Linked DNA regions of Homo sapiens: region 2 is linked to region 1. A link is an interaction called in ENCODE POLR2A ChIA-PET data of the cell type or tissue named here. Cell type or tissue: B cell. All regions are shown on one strand. Links, peaks and the distances in the headings refer to the core of each region. The heading gives the core; the rest is flanking DNA. Region 1 overlaps ACTR3-AS1 (ACTR3 antisense RNA 1). Region 2 overlaps SLC35F5 (solute carrier family 35 member F5).

Evidence for each region. ChIA-PET counts read pairs that join two places held together with the same protein. Peaks named below come from ENCODE experiments on the same cell type or tissue, not always from the same donor. Only the 100,000 strongest peaks of a DNase experiment are listed, where the experiment ranks them.
Region 2: POLR2A ChIA-PET joins it to region 1 with 6 read pairs; 4 of 35 experiments call an interaction of 5 or more read pairs at or near these places.

Annotation. Positions count from the first base shown.
Region 1 is chr2:113,872,692-113,881,229 of GRCh38, reverse strand. All of the region lies in intron 1 of ACTR3-AS1 (ACTR3 antisense RNA 1), which reads left to right. It overlaps LOC124906071 (a long non-coding RNA gene), which reads left to right. Exons shown (of 3, transcript XR_007087205.1): 3 at 1,241-2,767. Among named protein-coding and RNA genes, the nearest start is that of ACTR3, 13 kb to the left of the region's middle. In B cell, for the core only: no CTCF peak of the experiment used is centred there; no DNase peak of the experiment used is centred there; H3K27ac peaks cover 812 bases.
Region 2 is chr2:113,710,758-113,722,786 of GRCh38, reverse strand. It overlaps SLC35F5 (solute carrier family 35 member F5), which reads left to right. Exons shown (of 16, transcript NM_025181.5): 14 at 3,479-3,633; 15 at 4,937-5,034; 16 at 7,592-12,029. The coding sequence ends at 5,012. MIR4782 (microRNA 4782) reads left to right here and starts at 1,419; the gene lies at 1,419-1,497. In B cell, for the core only: no CTCF peak of the experiment used is centred there; no DNase peak of the experiment used is centred there.

The DNA.
Region 1 (8,538 bases), core at 72-4,071:
TAATTGATAATACCATGTTGTAATGTTAAATATAAAAGGTAAGTTGCTAAGTAAAGCCAGAAGAATATAAACTCAAACGTGTATAGGTGATAGGCCAGTAATACAGAAAGGTGGATGAGTGGCAGTATAAATAGTAGGGATGCAGAGGACATGTTGAATTGGAAAGCCCCTGCAACATTAATAATATTACCATGTGGCCATGTGGATTGAGATCTTCCAGTTTTTCATGTTAAATTTCCCCAGTGTTCTGCAAACAAAACATTTTCCCAGCTGTATCTACATTGCAGCCTATCAGTTTGTGACTTTTGATTTGTACTATGGTCTAATATTTAGAAAAATGGAATAAAAGGGAGAAGGATGGAAGGGAGAAAAGAAGGAAGGGTGGACCAGCACTTCGGGAGGCTGAGGTGGCTGGATTATGAGGTCAGGAGTTTGAGACCAGCCTGGACAATGTGGTGAAACCCCATCTCCACTAAAAATACAAAAATTAGCTGGGCATGGTGGCATATGCCTGTAATCCCAGCTACTCGGGAGGCTGAGGCAGGAGAATCGCTTGAACTCGGGAAGCGGAGGTTGCAGTCAGCCAAGATTGTGCCACTGCACTCCAGCCTGGGTGACAGAGCGAGACTCCATCTCAAAAAAAAAAAAAAAAAGTTATTGTCTGCTGTGTGTTAAACTGGGAGTCTAATGTATAAACATGTGACCTTGCCACTTTGGAGAAATTCCAGGAAATGGTACAAATGGTACCTTGATTTTTTTTTTTTCTTTTTTCCTTTTGAGACAGAGTCTCTTGCTCTGTCACCCAGGCTGGAGCGCAATGGCACAATCTTGGCTGACTGCAACCTCCACTTCCCAAGTTCAAGCGATTCTCCTGCCTCAGCCCCCCGAGCAGCTGGTATTACAGGCATATGCCACCCCACCCAGCTAATTTTTGTATTTTTAGTAGAGACGGGGTTTCACCACGTTGTCCAGGCTGGTCTTGAACTCCTGACCTCATGATCCACCCACCTTGGCCTCCCAAAGTGCTGGGATTACAGGCATGAGCCACCGCGCCCGCCACCTTGATTATTGTTTAAATAAAAGATGAATAAAAGTACATTCTTATTTTTGATTATAATGTGGCCCAATGTATACATTTCACTTAGTGTAGCACATCACATTGTTCTTACTAAAACTATTTCTAGTTTTACACCAGCTCAGATTTTTAAATATTCATTGCTTTTTCCTACTTCTGTCTCAGGCATTGCCATTCTCTTCAAAACATATTTGAAAAATGTCCAGGCTTCTCATCTCTGTGTAAAACTGTTCAGTTTGTTCCAGTGTGACGAGAAGAAATTGGACTGAGCATACTTTTTTGTGAGACATCCATTTTCTTCCTTTGATGAATTTGACAACTTGTGACAATTCTCACATTTTGGAACAAGTCTCCTAATTATAGAAGAAGCTAATAATGATAATATAAGAAATTATAAATTATTTGACTGTTTTCAATTTATCCAAAAGGAAGTTTATCAAACTTTCTCCTCCTACTTTCTGCTCCACCCCACCCCTCAGCCCCGATGCACACGCTGTGCCGTCACAGCACTTATGCCTAGAGAATTATGATCCTTAAATAGCAGTCAACTCTTCTTAAATAGCAGTCAGTTGTTCTAGCAGTGTATCAGTTAGACATTCTAGAATATTTCACAAAATAAGAATTTTGCAGAAGGAACATTATAGCTCCCTAGGTCTAGCAAATGAGGGAACTAGGGTACAGAGAAATTAAGTGACTTAAGATCTCACAACAAACTAGTGGAGTACTTCTACTTAAATATATCTCTAGATACTCATAGAAGGTAAAAGCTACATTGAAAATTCACACAACTCTTCTGGAAAGTGGCAAATTCAATGATGCTGTAAAGTCTGGCATAATATTCTAGTGGTCAAGACACTTTGGGTAGTAAATGAGAGAGGCCAAATTCAAATCAGGCTAAGAATAAAAAGAAATGTTTTCTTTCAAGTGGGTGGAGCTCAAGTAAGTGTAAATTCCAGGGGATAAATTGGATTCAGGCATAGCTGGATGCAAAGGCTCAAAAATGTCATCAGAATCTGCCTCTTTTTCTCTCTTGGTGTTGCTTGCCACTGTGTTGTCCTCATTCTCAGGTAGCTTGACTCACACAGCTACAACAATGGCTTATATCCTAATGGTTGATCAGCCACAGGGCAGAGTACACTTTTCCTCAGTGGTCCAAGCAAAAATCCTGGGGCTCACTCTTACTGGCTGACTTGGATCAGGTGTCCTTCTGGAGCACAACACAGTGACTCCAGGTGGCCAAGCTTGAATCTCATGCCACATCCCTACCACCAGCTCCACTAAAAAGAACCACATGGACAGAAGGGGAGGAGTGGTTACAAAGGGAAAAATAAATGTTTATTACCCAGGGAGGGATAATGAATGTAAGGCAAGCAAAAACGGGAAAAAAAAAAGTCCATTAAAAATTCAATTTACACTATTTACACTCACATTGCACTGTAAACTGATGCAATTAAGAGTCTCATTTCTTGCTTGGTGGTTAGGGATTTATATTTCATTAAAAAAAATACTACCAACATTAAGTAAGGGGATACTTGAAGAAAACAAAGATATGCGATGAAGAAAACTGGGCTTTGCAAAAAAAAAAAAAAAAAAGATGTACTGTGAGTATGTGTGTGTTTATTATATTGTTAGTCCATAAATGAACACAAAGGCAAATGAAAAATAAAAACACTGGACATCTGCCAAACATTACATTAATCTCAATGTTTGATGATTCCATCAGTCCTGCACTGGGGAAAGCAGTCATTATGTTTTTGTGGTAGCATTTGTTTATTTTGGTTTCCATATCATCTCAAATGCTGATGAGCTTGTGCTAGCTACGTGTACTAGTATTTTATTGAAAGGCATATAATTATTTAGTTCATAAAGAGAAGTAGTCTCATACACGGCCAATTCTTTATCATAACTAGCATTCTCTTCATTTGTCCATTCATTCATTCGTTTATATTAAGTGCCAGTTAGGAACTAGGAACAAGGCTGGACTCTAAGGAGATGACTAATTTGCAGCCCCACCCTTTGAAGTCAAAGTACCGTAAAGAGAAACAGGCAAGTAAAAATTAAAGTACACCATGACAAGTGATTAACACAGGGCTTTAGAAGGAGAGGAGGACTCTAAGTTAGAGATCAAAGAAAGCTTCAAAGATGGCTTAGGGAATGCTTTCCAGGGTGGAAAGGAGGTTAAAGGCAATTCTAGAGAAAATAACATACAATGACACAGAGACTTAAAAGAACCCTGGGTGTTTAAGAAATGGGTTACAACTCTGGCTATGACATAGGGTGTGTACAGGGGAAGAGTTGATGTGAATGACTTTGTGTGCTAAGTTTGGACTTTGCCTTGTAATTCTAAAACTCCCTCAGCTGGAACCAGACTGACAGTAAAGAGCCATCTGGATAACTTGTTAAAAATACAGATTGCTCAGACCTCACTTCTAGAAATTTTGATTCAGAGGAATCTGTGTTTTAAAAAAATTTCCAGCTGGGCTCAGTGGCACGCCTATAATCTCAGCTACTTGGGAGACTGCGGCCGGAGGATCACACGAGGTCAAGAGTTTGAGACCAACCTGAGAAACATAGCAAGACCTCGTCTAAAAAAATGAAGAATTTCCTATGTAATTCTGGAGTACATCCAAGTTTGAGAACCACTGTGTGTAGGAAATGAGGATCCGTCAAAGGGTCTTGGGAAAAATAATAACATACTTTGGAAAGAGAGGCCGGGCACGATGCCTCACACCTGAAATCCCAGCACTTTGGGAGGCCGAGGCGGGTGGATCACCTGAGGTCAGGAGTTCGAGACCAGCTTGGCCAATATGGTGAAACCCCACGTCTACTAAAAATACAAAAATTAGCCGGGCTTGGTGGCGTGCACCTGTAATCCCAGACTTTAGGGAGGCTGAGGCAGGAGAATCACTTGAACTTGGGAGGCAGAGGTTGCAGTGAGCCGAGATCATGCCATTGCACTCCAGCCTGGGCAGCAGAGCGAGACTCCGTCTCAAAAAAAAAAAGAGAGCCCTTTTTTCCAGTGGCAAATTGCTTTACAGCATGTCAAAACAGGAGATGGAGAGACCTGATAAACGAGTGTGTGACAGAACAAATCAGAAATGGCGAGCACCTGCACTGTAGCAGAGGCAGTGGGGGTGGAGAGGAGGCGAATGTTCAGAGGCATTTCTGAGAAATGTAATCCACAGGACCAGATGAGCTGTTTGATGTGAAAAGGGGCGGATTTTCATTTGAAAAGGGTGCCTTCGAGAACTGGAAGTGACAGGTAAGCAGGAAGCGTGGCTGTGTCTACAACATATGAATGTTAGCTCAAGGTGGGAGACCAGGCTGGAGCTTGCCATGGCAGGAGGCCAACGCTTGGGGCCTGCCTAGCCAAGAGCCAGAGGCTCAGATCCGGGAACCCTGAGGTTGCAGGCTTGCTGACTACCCTTTGCCTGGGGACACATCCCCTTTGTTCTACCTGTGGCTCCTTGCCAGTAGTCATCTCTCATAGCCCTGTAGTTAGGTTTGGTTTTTTTGTTTGTTTTGTTTGGGGTTTTGAGATAGGGTCTCACTCTCTCGCCCAGATTGGAGTGCAGTGTCGTGATCTCAGCTCACCACAACCTCCACCGCAGGCTCAAGAGATTCTCCTGCCTCAGCCTCCCGAGTAGCTGGGATTACAGGTGCACATACTACCTCCCGGCTAACTTTTGTATTTTTAGTAGTGACAGGATTTTATCATGTTGGCCAGGCTGGTCTCAAACTCCTTGACCTCAGGCGATCCACCCGCCTCGGCCTCCCAAAGTGGTGGGATTACAGGTATGAGCTACCGTGCCCAGCCCCTGTAGTTAGGTTTTATCTCTAATCTATATAACTCCCTGAAGCCAGAACTATGATTTATCTGTACGTTCTGAGACCCTAGCCTAGTGCTGACACATATTTGATGCTCACTAATAATTTCTAGGTGAATGAATTTTATTAATTTCCTAGATAATTACAGCTACCATAGCCTAATTATATCTGAATAGTCCTTTGGCCTCATTTTTTTGTGATAGTTATATACATTTGTATTTCTATAATTCTACATGCTTCCATTATTGCTTTCCAAAATTCACATTTTTGTGAAGAAGAAGAGAGTAAGCAAAAGACATTCCTTCCTCCCAGACATTAATTACTGCAAGATGCCTGTGTAATTAGTGAAACAGGCATCTCCTACATGTGTTAATTTAGATTCCACCAAAAAGTGCTTGATTAACAAAAAAATTTAAAAATTTTCAATTGAATTACTTTAAAACAAGGAATAATTTCCAATTTAGTTATCCAGACAAGTTGTATGGATCCAGACAGATTATTTTTAAATAAGGTGTTATGGGCCAGGCATGGTGGCTCACACCTATAATCCCAGCACTTCGGGAGACCAAGGTGGGTGGATCACCTGAGGTCAGGAGTTTGAGGCCAGCCCGGCCAACACGGAGAAACCCTGTCTCTACTAAAATTACAAAAAATTAGCTGGGCGTGGTGATGCGTGCCTGTAATCCCAGCTACTTGGGAGGCTGAGTCAGGAGAGTCGCTTGAACCCAGGAGGCAGAGGTTGCAGTGAGCTGAGATTGCACCATTGCACTCCAGCCTGGGCAACAAGAGCAAAACTCTGTCTCAAAATAAACAAATAAATAAAAAATAAAGTGTTATTATCATGTCTAAAGTATCTATTTGTCTTTTTCACATATGATGCTACATGGAATAAATTAGAGAAGCTTTACTCAAGCCCCAAAGTAGTCACTACCATGAATGATAAGTAATATAAGGAAGAAAATGTAAGACAAGTTTCTTCACTGTGTATGTGGTTTCATTCTGTTCGTGGATTGGATGATTCCTCTTTCATTAACTTTTCCATTTTCTTTGCCTTTCTTGCAGATAAGTGCCCTCTGTGTACCAAAAAGGAATGTACTGTTTATAGAGACTTCAAATCAGCAGAAAATTCAAATAGTTATAACTTTTCTTTATAATCCATCATGAAAAAGAGTAACGACAAGTAAGCAAACTAATATCAGCTATTTCAATAGTTTCTTTTCCTTTTTTTTCTTTTTGAGACAGAGTCTCGACAGGATGGAGTGCAGTGGTGCAATCTCAGCTCACTGCAACCTCCGCTTCCCGGGTTCAAGCGATTCTCCTGCCTCAGCCTCCTGAATAGGTGGGACTACAGGTGCATGCCACCATGCCCAGCTAATTTTTGTATTTTTAGTAGAGATGGGGTTTCACCATGTTGACCAAGATGGTCTCCATCTCTTGACTCGTGATCCGCCCACCTCGACCTCCCAAAGTGCTGGGATTACAGGCGTGAGCCACCGCGCCCGACCTTTTTTTTTTCTTTTTTTAATAAGTTTTTGTTCTGTCACCCAGACTGGAATGCAGTGGTGTAGTTGTCGCTCACTGCAGCCTCTAACTCCTGGGCTCAAGGGATCCTCCTGCCTCAGCCACCCCAAGTGCTGGGATTACAGGCGTGAGACACTGCACCTGGCCTAAATACAATTTCCAAGCAGATATGACTGTTAACTTACTTTGTTGAACCAAAAAAAACGTAGCTAAGATATTGGCAAAAACTAAGAAAACATCTTTTTTGGATTCTCATGTCTACATTTCAGCCTATTATTTGGAATGAATTCCTACATGTGCATAATGAATTGTACCACTCTAAGCCTATTGACTCTTTGTTACTTCACTGTGTGTGTTTCCTGGATATGGCTGAATTATCCTGAAAACCTATAATTTCCTGTTTCCCTGATCTCCAGGAGACTATTTTATGCTTCTCTACTAATATTTATGATGTGTATATGTTAGTCTCCTGTATTGACTCCACTCCTGTTTATGACCCTCTTCCTGTATACAATACCCGTCATACCTCATTGACCTTGCCCATCCCCTAGTTGTGGCTTCTCTGACCTGCCTTCATCTTTTGCTACCCCAAATCCCGTATAACATACTGTGTGCTAGGCTTAATGTGCTGGTCATTTGCCTGCTTGCTCTCAGATTCATTATTTTTGTCCTTCTCTTACTCTGTCTATGTCACAGGAAGCTGATTCCTGCCAACTGCATTTCCTGGGCTCATTTAACCATGCCCAGAAGGAATTAGGACAATGAAAGATAAAAAGATAAAGGAGCCAACATATCCTCTCCCCTTTGATTCAGACGACTTCTCCACCATCACCTTCTTCACAATGGCCACTTTTCCTCTGCAGTTGGGGTTCTTCTTCCCCAGCAATGGCTCCAGGACTCTGTTAACTCAGCTCCTCCCCAGTTCTAGAGGTAGACGGTAGAGGCTTCCTGCTATTGTTACTCTGGGGTTCCCCTTCTTCTCCAGTTTGGCTTTCCAGCCCTTCCAACTCCTTTGTAACTAGTTCCTGGTATCAAATTCACTTAACTGAACTACCTGACTTCGGCCCTGATGTTTGAGTGGACCCCATCTCACACACTGAGGTTGACAATACTTGGCAAGTTGTTAGGCGAAGAGCAAAACAATAATCATAATCATAGAAGCATTCATGTAGGTATTGCAAGGCTCACATCTCCAAAATGTCCAGTGGAGACATGAAATAATGAATATGTTACATAGTGACAGTCATTTAAAATTTTTCAAAAGCCACTTTCATTTTGTTCTTTTCTTCATTCTTTAGTAATCCCCCATCAATAGAGAAACTATGGGGGAAAGGAGCAGAGTATACAAAGAATGATGCCCACAGTGAGCCCAAAATAGCTCCAAGTGGATTTGCCTGCACGAAAGAAAGATGTAATCAGCACCCAGAGTAGGTAGCGAAACAGTCAACACTGCTGTTCCTCTCAAGACCCCTGCTGCTCTCCCACCAGAAACGTAGTCGCTCTCTGCATTAATTTGATCTTCCCATGACGTGAAAGCATCAATTATAAGTTGTACGATAAGTCAAGCTTATTATATGTAAGAGTCCAGGCCAGGCGCAGTGGCTCACGCCTGTAATCCCAGCACTTTGGGAGGCCAAGGCGGGTGGATCACAAGGTCAGGACCTCGAGACCATCCTGGCTAACATGGTGAAACCCTGTCTCTACTAAACAAAATACAAAAAATTAGCCGGGCGTGGTGGCGGGTGCCTGTAGTCCCAGCTACTTGGGAGGCTGAGGCAGGAGAATGGCGTCAACCCGGGAGGCAGGGCTTGCAGTGAGCTCAGATCACGCCACTGCACTCCAGCCTGGGCGACAAAGCAAGACTCTGTCTCAAAAAAATTAAATAAATAAATAAATAAATAAATAAATAAAGAGTCCAGGGCAGTTGTCAGTGGCCTAAATGACTAAGGAGTGACCCATCTTTTGAGAGAAGCTTTGAAAAATCAGACTTTTGTGCTCTGTAAAGGGTTTTGTGGTTTTATGACCTTGGGCAAGATCCAGTTCATCATTTCTAGCTTCTGAACAAATCTTTTTTCTGGATTTTTGAAATGGAACAGAACTACAAGCCACAAAGG
Region 2 (12,029 bases), core at 3,346-7,345, 160 kb after region 1:
CTGCGATAAACCCTATCACAGGCTCCTTAACACTGTGCTGAATGAGCAGCACAGGAATCATGCTGTTTGCAGTAAAAGTTAGCCATCTCTCTCTGGACTCAGCAGAGTGGGTATCCCATCCCTTTTCTCTGAAGGCCTAGTATGGATGTGGGGATTCTTGTGATAAATATTGGCAATGCTAACACCGCAGAAAAGAGAATCTGGGATGTTTCTGCCAGCAGCCTAGAAGGGAAGAGTTTATTCAGTGCTCTTGGGTGAAGCAGGAAGAACAGAGGTATGCTGTTGCCCAGCACTGAAAGATGGAGCATAGCCATTTATCACACAGTTCAGTATATGTAGGCATTTAACTTTTAACTGCAACTACTAAGTCACAGAAGTATGTGTGTGTGTGTGTGTGTATGTATGTGTGTTTTAGTCTAATATAATTTGAAGAGGGAAATACTTCAAGGCCCAAAGGCTTATAATGTGTACAAGCAATAATCAAAATTTTAAACCTATTTTTCTCTAGGTCTTAGCCAGGCACAGTGGCTCACGCCTGTAATCCCAGCACTTGGGAGGCCGAGGCAGGCAGATCACTTGAGGTTAGGAGTTCGAGACCAGCCTGGCCAGCATGGTGAAACCCCGTCTCTACTAAAAATACAAAAATTAGCTGGGTGTGATGGCGTGCACCTGTAATCCCAGCTACTTGGGAGGCTGAGGCAGGAGAATCACTTGAACCCGGGAGGCGGAGGTTGCAGTGAGCCAAGATCATGCCACTGCGCTCCAGCCTGGGCAACAGAACAAGACTCCATCTCAAAAAAAAAAAAAAAAAAAAAGATAAAAGCAAAATATGCTTAGTGCTCTATATCCTCTTTATTTATAAAATAATTCTTTACTGATATTTAACTTTGTTTTATGGTCAGTAAATTCTTATTTGTCATGGTTAAAGAACTGAGATTCTTTCCTTAATTGAGAATTAATTATCTTACATAACTTGCATTTTCAAAGAATGTGGATATTCCATATAACACTAACATTGCACATTATTACACATCATTCTTTTATAGATTTAAGTAATATCTAGGCCCTTCTTCATCTTCAGGTCATAATCCTGAATATGAACCAAACTGGTTGTGAAACTGGGAAGGTGCTACTTGTTAGAGGATTTTGGTAGACTACTGTGTAAATCATCTTTATTGTACTGATATTTTAAAAACAAAAGCTTTCGTAGATTGAAAAAAATTGCAGCTTAATGTTCAGGAATTTTTAAGAAAATAGTCACAGGGGACCTAATTGTATTAAATGATTAGTCATTTCATAATTATCATTACAAACAATAATGGTTATAATTTGTTTAATAAAGTATTTTAGGGTAAAGACAAAACGGGGAAATGTATGCACATGCAATTAATTATAAAAACATAACCAAACTTTAACTGATTGCCCAGTTCTGGATATGAAGACAATCAAGAAAAGATTTGGTGTTCTTGATTGTCTTCATATCTAGAACTGGGCAGTCAGTTAAAGGAGCAGGCTGTGTGTTGGTGTCAGGATTGAGGTTAGGGAGATTCCATCTGGAAAAAGCAGCAGTGTGTGTCCAGAACTGTAACACAAACATAAGAGAAATCTACTTTTATAGGGTTTTTAGGTTTAATTAGCTAACTGTATTTATATATAGCTTCTGAAATGTTAGCATTTATTAACATTGTGCTTGAAACAAATTGGTTATTTAAATCTATTTATAATCATTTTATATAATAGAAAGCATCCTTGATCATATTCTATTTGATATTCAGATATATTTAGGAATTAGAAAAAAAAATTTTGTTTACATAGGTAATTTTCTTTGTTGTAATAAATGGCTTCGTTTCTTTTGTCTTAGCTTGTTGGAAATCAAATTAGAAGTTTTTTATTATGAGACAACATATAAACAGCTACATTGTGGAAAGTGAACTTGCCTTCTAAAGTCTTCTAGGGCTTTATCTATCTTTATTAAGTTTGCTTTGATTCAGTTATGAAATAAGGTTTTTAGTTGAATATTCATGAAATAATTCTATCAACTATATCTACATTTTTAATCGCATTATTTATAACTTCTTAATACCTTTTCTGATCTTGGATAATTTAAATGCAGCATGGTTTTTCCTGATTATTAGTCATTCTGGCAAATATTCCAGGAATATGTTAAAATATATTGGTAATTTCATAACTAAATGAAGGCTTTTCAGTTTAATGACTATTCTTTCCGGGGTCTTCTTAGGCTGACTCAGTCATTGTATATGAATACCATAGAAATAGGGCATGCATGTTAAAAATTGTCAGTTATTATTCTTGTGTTATGCATTGTGAGTTCCCTCATAAAAGACATTATGCTCACAAAACTCGTTTACTCTGACTAATGGTGCTATGAAATGGAATAGTATATGTTTTCCACCAGAGGGAGTCTTACCTATGATTCCATGCCCTTTTTTTTTTTTTTTTAATTCTCAAAGAGGGCAAACACAGTTTTCCTTTCCTATTTTATAGATAGAAGTTACTATTTTCATCATTATTTTTAAAGCAAACCTCCTGTGTGTTACACTTAAGTCTCAGTGGTTGATCAGTGTAGGCTTCTTTGACAATCGTTTCTGATCTTTAGCTGAGTCTAGATGGTAAAAGTGAACTAGTGAAAGGGAAGAATGAGTTTTGTTTTGGATGGCATCTCATTATTTTTTATTTTCTTTTTATTTATATATTTGTTTTTCTTATTTTTTTTTCTTTTTGATTTTAATACCTCCACCCTACTTACAGATATTTTTTATTTTCTTGACAACTCTGATAAATGATGGATTGGAGGATCAGACTTGTTGACATCACTGATGAGGCTTGTCTTGTTGCTTGTCTTCTCTGGCTAACATTCCTTAGTAAAAATATTTCTATATTTTTTTCTTTATTTTATTTGGTCATTATTTCATTTTGAGCTTTTTTCATTTATTACTAGATAAGCGAGTTTTGAGTGTCAAATTTGCACTTAATTTGTTTTTGGTACTGTCATAAGGACTGTAGCATACACAGCATACTACAACTGTAACTTTTTACGAAAATATACATTTTTTGAAGATGACTTCAGAAACTGAGGGAGAGAGACCCACTTGAGACTAGGCAGCAAACAGTGAAGAAGAAATGAGCAACATGGTGTGCAGGAGCAAAGTTTCCTACTGTATATCTCTACTCTAAGTGTACAATGCCTATAAATGGAAAGTATGCTTTCTTGGCTTTCCTTTAGCCTATTTTCCAAGCAAGAACTATTGTTGTTGGTAATTTAGGTGCATGGAATAGTAAGTTGAAGTCTTGAATTCTTATTTAATAATAATACACTTAATACATTGTCAGTGTTTAATTTTGTCTTCCCATTGTTCTTATTCCTGCTAGTTTTCACAAATAGAAAACTTACATTGAAGGGGAAAATTGCCTTAATGATAATTGTGGGTGTGTTTTTTCCTCTATCTTTTATTTTTAGGTGCAGTTTTCTTGGTTATTTTTTGCAGGAGCTATCCCTGTATTTTTTTCATTTTTTATTGTAACTCTCCTATGCCATTATAATAATTGGGATCCTGTGATGGTGGGAATCAGAAGAATATTTGCTTTTATATGCAGAAAACATCGAATTCAGAGGTAAGTTTAGTCCCAATACACATTTTTAAAAATAGTGTTTGCTAGATAACTGAGAATTGCATCATGCTGGCCTAGCTTTTAGAGATTTTGTGAGGAATTATTGAAAGATGATAACTTATATGTTACGGCAGATGAAAATAAAATAATTGGTTTAGATCTTTTGGGTAATAAGATTCTTTCTCCTTTCTTTCTTTCTTTCTTCCTTCCTTCCTTTCTTCCTTTCTTTTTCTTTCTTTCTTTCTTTCTTTCTTTCTTTCTTTCTTTCTTTCTTTCTTTCTTTCTTTCTTTTTCTTTCTCTCTCTTTTTCTTTCCTTTTCTTTCCCTCTTTCTTTCTTCTCTTTCTTCTTTTTTTCTCTTTCTTGACAGAGTCTTGCTCTGTAGCCCAGCCTGGAGTGCAATGGCACGATCTCAGCTCACTGCAACCTCTGCCTCCTGGGTTCAAGTGATTCTCCTGCCTCAGCCTCCTGAGTAGCTGGGATTACAGGCATGCACCACCATGCCCAGCTAATTTTTGTATTTTCAGTAGAGGCAGGTTTCACCGTGTTGGCCAGGCTGGCCTTGAATTCCCAACCACAAGTGATTTGCCTGCCTAGTAACTACATTTTTTTAAAAAAAATATGATTCACAGGTAATACCAAAAGGTTTACTGTTTTGCCATAACAAACTTAAATATAGAAAACTTTTATTGGTTTGAACATAATTCATGATAGAATAGTATTGCCTCAGTTTTTCTTTCCAATTTCTTTCTTTTTAAGAATGAAAGCTTTTTACATTTTGCTATAAAAAGAACTTGGTTCCAGTGACTCTGGAGGCTGAGGTGGGAGAATTGCTTGAGGCTAGGAGCTCAAGACCAGCCTGGGCAACATATCAAGACCCTGTCTCTAAGAAAATTAAAAAAAAAATTACCCAGACATGATGGCATATACCTGCAGTCCCAAGCTACTTGGGAGGCTGAGGTAGGAGGATCACTTGAGCCCAGGAATTCAAAGCTGCAGTGAACTATAATAGCACCACTACACTTTAGCCTGGGTGACAAAGTGATACCCTGTCTCTTATTTAAAAAACAAAAAGTGAGACCGTATCTCTTATTTAAAAAACAAAAAGTGAGACCCTATCTCTTATTTAAAAAACAAAAACAAAAAACGCTAACTTGGGACAAGTTCTTGGGAAATTTTATCCTAGTGTTGGTTCTGCCACTGACTTGCATCCTGTCCACATAGCTTCAGGCAATGGAATAAATAAGGTTTGAGGTTCCTTTTCAGCTCTAAAGCTTTCCTTAATTACTGCTTTTTTTTTTCTTAAGAGTTCCAGAAGACAGCGAACAGTGTGAGAGTCTCATTTCTATGCACAGTGTTTCTCAGGAGGATGGAGCTAGTTAGCTGTCTGTTGTCTGTAGCCCAGGTTTGTATGTGAGCTGGGTTTAGTATTGAATAAGGTTCTTATCTGTGTAATATTCAAAGGATTGATTTTCTATAATTAGTTGTTTGAGAGGCAATACAGCCTTAGAGGCTAAAGGGGCTAAAGCCTGGACTCCAGTTCCGTCTTCTCCACATACTAGCTGTGTGGCCCTGTGCAAGGTTCTTAATCTCTTGATGCTCCAGCTTTCTTATTTGTGAAATGGGATTACAGTAGAACCTCCCTTATGAGGGTGTTAAAATAGTAAATACTTGGTAAATATAAAGTATGTATAATAGTGCCTGACTCAAATGATCAGAAAGTTTTAACTCATTTTTATTCATGCTAAGGGTCATTTTATTTAATAATATGCTTTAGAAAAATATTTTTTCTCTGATGATAAAAGAAAAATGTAATATTCTGGTGTACAATATACTGGTTGGAAAATACTAGTCTTTATGTGTCTGTTTTACATAACTGGCACAGTGTTTATCCTCATTCTCTGACATTGCTTTGTCATTTAACAATGCTTCTGGAATTTTTTTCCATTTTTTCCATTTTAAGAAATAGTGTCTTTTATATGTCTTCGATGATAGAGTACATGACATTTAATATTTTGCTGAATGAAAGCTTGAATTAAATGTAACGTACAGATTTTGCAGGTACAAAAGTGATTATTTAGAATGAAAGATCACAAAAAACTACTAGAATTTTTCTAGTTTTTCTAAGACATCTTTAGGCAATTTATATTGAAGTGTTTCTTGATTGCTACTGAGTTTTCCCTCCCTATCTAGAACATTGTACAACTCCTGTCAGTTGTTAACACTTATATTAGGCTTGAAGGTTAAGTTTCATTATCCTCCTGGTAAACTTGCTTCTAACCTACAGCTAATGGTCCTGGTTTTCTGTTTTTCTTTAGTGTGCTGTTTTTAAATCTAGTTTATACCTGCACATGGTTTGAGCTCTAGTTCTCCAAGACTTTTTGTACAAGGCAGTTACCCCTGCCCTTCCCTGCCCTGCTCATCCTGCTTTCATTTTCTTCCCACTCTGAGGAAATTAAACTCTTAGCTGATTCTTTTGGTATTTTCCTTCTTGTCTCCCTAAGTATCATGCTTATGACTTGTGTTTCATGAGTTCTCGGTTTTAGGCATCTTCAGCTGACTTTCCCACTAAGATCAACGAGGACAGATTATTTTCAAGTTGACTCCTCCTCTGCTCCCACCTCATAGGCCTCCTGTCTCCATATCAGTTCTGCCTCCTCATCATCCCTGTGTAGTTGTTGCATAACTTTGGATAGATCTGTAGTCAGTGTTTATATTGTTGTCACTAAAAAATTGTTACTTATGACTGAGCTATGTAGGATTCGTCCTGGTATTTCCCTTATCCAGAGATTCTCTGTTACTACCCTTTTTGGAGAGTAAACCTTAAAGTCTTCTCCTGGGGTAGAGAAAAGGCACTTGGCCAACTGTGAAAAGTAAGAGAGGGCATCTGAGTGTCTGTCTGCTTTTTCTATAGACATTATACCAGTCTTCATGTTTTTAGTTGTTTCTTCACCCCTCCTTACAGAGATATCTGGTCCTGTTTTTCCATTGCTAACCAAGAGTTGGCTGTTATTTTCTCATCTCTCTACTTTTCTTTTTGTCCATGTGGTTTATTCCTTTTAAGAAAAAAATTCCAGGCTGGGCATAGTGACTCATGCCTGTAATCCTAGCATTTTGGGAGGCCAAGGAGGGAGGATAACTTGAGCTCAGGAGTTTGAGACTAGCCTGGGCAACATAGTGAGACCTTATTTCTGTTAAAAAATATATTTTTTTAACCCTTTGTTTCCTTTTTAGTGAGGTTTTGGAGAACAAGTGGAACTAAATATATGTTTATGTGCCATCTTTAAATTTAAAAAAACGTAAACACAATTACAGTAAGTCCTCACTTAACATCATCAGTAGGTTCTTATAAACTGTGACTTTAAGCAAAATTACAGCAAAACTTTTTTTTTTTGCATCAACATTATAACATAACAACACTGAACGAAAAAATGTTATTCGGGGACCTAAAGTCAGTTTCCTAGAACCTATGACATTAAGTGAGGACTTTGTATTCTTGAAAGCTTTTTAATGCTGTAATTTATGCATTATTTTTCTTGGGTATGCTGTGCATTGTTCTCGTACTCACACTTAAACCTACCCATATCCAGCAAGGTTTCAGTATTTTTAGAAGTGAGAGCTGTGTAAAGGAGAGAGTGAAGACTAGGGAGGATGGATTGCAATAGAGTAGAATAGACTGGGCAGGTGACTTTGTCTTTGCAGGAGTAATGGTGGAATATACCAGGAGTACAACTAACTGCTAATACACAGTCTTTAGTGTTGATGTCAGCTTTTGACATTGCTATAGAAGTCACATTCATAAGTTCTTAGTACTCCAAATTTGAGTATCCAGTTATTAAGTATGTATACAGTGAAAATAGGTATTTCAATTTTAAGATAATTTGCTTTTTAAAATGTAAACTATAGAAAACTAAAACTGTGAAATTATAATCTAATCACATTTCTGTGGTTTCTGTTTTTAGCTTGATAATGGAACTATACAGCGAAGAGACAATCTCTGGCAAGTTTTTGTAGAAAAAATGTTTCAGTGCCTAGTCTGAAAAATAACAGTTTGAGTTCTTTGAAACTCTAAAATATATTTTTCTCATACCTGTTTTCTTCATTTTCATAATGAAGCACTTTGCTATGTAGCTGTGTACATATCACTACAGTTATAGGAAGTTTCAGTCTACAGTCCATCCAAAGGACCAACCTGCCTTACACATCTCAAGGAATTCAGCTGTTGAAATCATTTGAACTAATCAAGGAATAAATCCTAATGTTCTGGGACTTTATTTTCACATGTTAAATGCTGGAATATATTATGAAAATGTTTTCAAGAAATCACTTAAGTGTTCATAGACCAGTATTTCTGACAGGTAAAATGCTAAAATAAGCTACCTGTAATAAGTGTGGATTATATTTTTGGGTTTTGTAGAATATTGCAAATTAACCACACAAAAAATGTTTAATTTATGCAACAAGCATGTTTGTGCAAATTTCATGGGACTTTAAAAAGAATAAGTATTTGAGAAAATATCTGGTTCACTTACACTACATTTACTGTATTATTCTTTTATAGCATTAGGTGCCTTGTATTTTAAATCTGTGACAAACCATGGCAAATTTTTAAAGGGGAAGTATTATTATAAAATGAAGAAATATGTATTTCTAAAGGCTATATTGCTGTAAACTTAATTGATAAAGCTCTGTTTAATTTAGAGTTTTGAAGAAATAGTCTCCCTTCAATTAAGAAATTTTCATAATGGAATGATTTAAATTGAAGTGACAAAGAGTATTATTAAAATACAATGTTTATACGTCTATTTGTGTATTGTAGATGTATCAAGTGATTTCTAATTTTTTTCACATATGAATGTGCCAGATTACTCTAGAACTAGATGTCTCTTCTTTAAATAATTTTAGTTTTCCTGAATAAATTTGTAATGGTTAAAGTACCAAGTAAGTAAGGCGAGAAGGGATTCTGTTTTTAAAATCACATCAGAACTTTTCCTCTACTAAGATTATAAATTAAATGTAAAATACTCCTAATTGCAATTCTTAAACTTAGGCCTTACATGTACTTATTATGCAACTGCTCCTGGACTCTATTCACCATAGATATCAGTAAACGTATGTCCCAGGATTCACAGGCTTTTGATTAATCAATATTCTTTTCAAGTTTGCTGTGAAGAGTTTAGTTCTCTTCAAAATTTCTTAACTAATCTGATTTTTAAGAATTCTCTTTGCAGTGTTTAGCTTCCTATTCACATTCTTAAAATTGCTTTGGTGTTACCATGAGTCTAAAATGAAGTTTAGCCTTCCTTTTGTTTCATTCTGAGAACTTCTATATTATATTACCTTTAAAAATTGTTTATGATATTAAATTTAAAATACAAACAGCTCTCTTTTTTTTTTTTTTTTTTTTTAATCATCCAGCCCAAAGTGGCAAAAACAGCTCTTTTCTCATTTGGCACCACCAATAACGCAAGTTAAAAATAATGTTGAGTTTATTATACTTTTGACCTGTTTAGCTCAACAGGGTGAAGGCATGTAAAGAATGTGGACTTCTGAGGAATTTTCTTTTAAAAAGAACATAATGAAGTAACATTTTAATTACTCAAGGACTACTTTTGGTTGAAGTTTATAATCTAGATACCTCTACTTTTTGTTTTTGCTGTTCGACAGTTCACAAAGACCTTCAGCAATTTACAGGGTAAAATCGTTGAAGTAGTGGAGGTGAAACTGAAATTTAAAATTATTCTGTAAATACTATAGGGAAAGAGGCTGAGCTTAGAATCTTTTGGTTGTTCATGTGTTCTGTGCTCTTATCATCACACAGGTCATGTGTTGTTACTCAGGATTCTGGAAGTACTAAGCCGTAGTTAACAGGCTGGATAGATCTTCAGCCAATCTTCTTTCATTATACTGCTGCTTTTCTGTTTCTTAAAAAACAAAAATCAATGAACAACTTCTTCAGAAGGAAGCACCACTGTTCAATTGGTTAACTGAAAGTATGAATCACTGCCGCTTTGCTTGCCCACCTGTTTGCTTTTTCTCACAGGTTTTATTTATCTGAATGATTGTTGCATTTGAATACTGTAGCCATGGTGAGTGAGCAGTTGAAGACTTCCTTTCTGCACCTTCATAGTTAAGGGTTCATCTTCTCAAGAAATAAAGTTGTGCTGGGTTGTTTCAATTCTGTAGATCACCTAGAAACTAGGTAACAAGGCCCTTGGATCACAATGAGCACATTGCAGGTCTTTGGAAATGCTGGGAAGGGGTTACATTCAAGTAACTGCTGACGTCCTTCCTCTCTGTCAGACCCATGTTGGCCTGTAATTATATTTTTCTGAATCTAAAAACAAATAGAAATTTCTGATATCTTTTCAGTCTCCTTCTTTTCTTTCCATTCATCACTTAAATCTCATTATTGTATAACGTTTCAAATTATGACCTGGATTGAAGGAAGTCTGTTTTGTCAGGGACTTTGTTAGGTGAACATCAGAATCTCAACTACAACAAAGCTGAAAAATGAGGCAGCCTTAACAGTAAATGCTTTTGGGCCGGGCGTGGTGGCTCACGCCTGTAGTCCCAGCACTTTGGGAGGCCGAGGCGGGCGGATCACGAGGTCAGGAGATCGAGACCATCCTGGTTAACACAGTGAAACCCCGTCTCTACTAAAAATACAAAGAATTAGCCGGGCGTGGTGGCGGCGCCTGTAGTCCCAGCTGCTCGGGAGGCTGAGGCAGCAGAATGGCGTGAACCCGGGAGGCGGAGCCTGCAGTGAGCCGAGATCGTGCCCCTGCACTCCAGCCTGGGCGACAGCGAGACTCCGTCTCAAAAAAAAAAAAAGTGAATACTTTTGAAATGAATGCTTTTTGAAGCTTAGAAGAACCATTAGGTTTATGTAATGCACCCATACTTATTCCTTTAAATAAATTTTAATTTAAAAACATTGAGATATTGGCTTCTGTCAACCTGATTTAATTAATTCTTTACATTAAGCTGATTTTCCCCCTGGCAGCTGACAAATAAGTTCATTGTTCTTGTAGAAGTGAGCTCACAAGGTTAAATGTGAATGTTCTCAAAGGTACACAGCCTTGTTTCAGAAGAATTTTAATGCCCGCTGTAAAATCAATCATGCAGAGCCAATTTGAGGTATGACTCCAGGGTATGCAAGGTATGACTTCTCTGGAAGCCAAGTCTTTTCACAGGGCACTGTGGTAATACCCATAGCACTAATCCTCAGTGTGCTGGTTGAAGAAATAAAATGTTTTTAAAGAAGGATAAAGGAGGAATTAATTAGAAAATTTTTTTCCACATATTAGCAAATAAATGAAATGTCATTTTCATATTAAGTAAGTATAGTTATGATCTTCGTTTCTACCTACTCTCCTTTTGAAATATTCTTTATTACTAAATAATATTTTAGGAGGAGTTAACAGAAATAATTACCTGTAACATCTGCAGATAAACTTACATAGCTAACATTGTGTGCTGACTTTTTTAAATGGTGAAGTGGCATTAATGAGATGTTCAGTTTACAGAATTTGAAGTTTGAGTTCTATTTTAATAGTCTGCCGTGTCCCCCAAATCCCATTTAGATAAATTGAGGTTGATTTTTCACATAGACTTGCAATTTTTAGACACCACATTTTTTTTATAGTAACAGCCTCATTTGCCTGTACAATAACTAATAATACAGTATTTCATAGGTACATTGTATGTGCACAGGAAATTTTTCTTTAAATCTTAAGAGCCTTTAATAAACGGGATATTTTAATATTTTAATGTTACTACATTTAAAAAATAGTGTTTTCCTACAAAATTTTCTGTATTCAGTATACGTTAACTATGAAAATGTCAAACAATGAAATCATTGAAATATATTTAAGGAAAAATTACCAACCAAAAGTAATGAGTACCCTCTATGTGCATATTTACTGGAATGTTCATGTGAAATGGTAACATTTCCAATAACAGCATTTTGAATCTGGGGTGACACAAACATGATTTTTATTTTTGAGCTAGGGATTTTGATGGAGAAGCACCTAGATGAAGACACCATTTCATTCATGATATTTTAAAATTAGAAAAGTAAAGCTTCTAAATTGAAACTCTTAACAGGTCACTTCATGAAATTTTTAGTTTTAAATTTAATTTTACATGAGATGTCTTTCTGAAGAGCTACTTTTATTAACTTTCACTTAGATCGTTGTATGCTAGGCATTCAGTATTTCTCTACTTGATTTTCCTATGCCTAGTTGTGATTACAGCAAGTATTTAATAATAAAGTCAGTCATGTGAGAGTATCCATTAATTTCAGTGGGTCCTTGGAAGGCAGGCAGAAGATTTCTGTCCAAGAGTCTTATTTTTGACATGAGATGAAATTCTTTTTTTTTTTTTGAGATGGGGTCT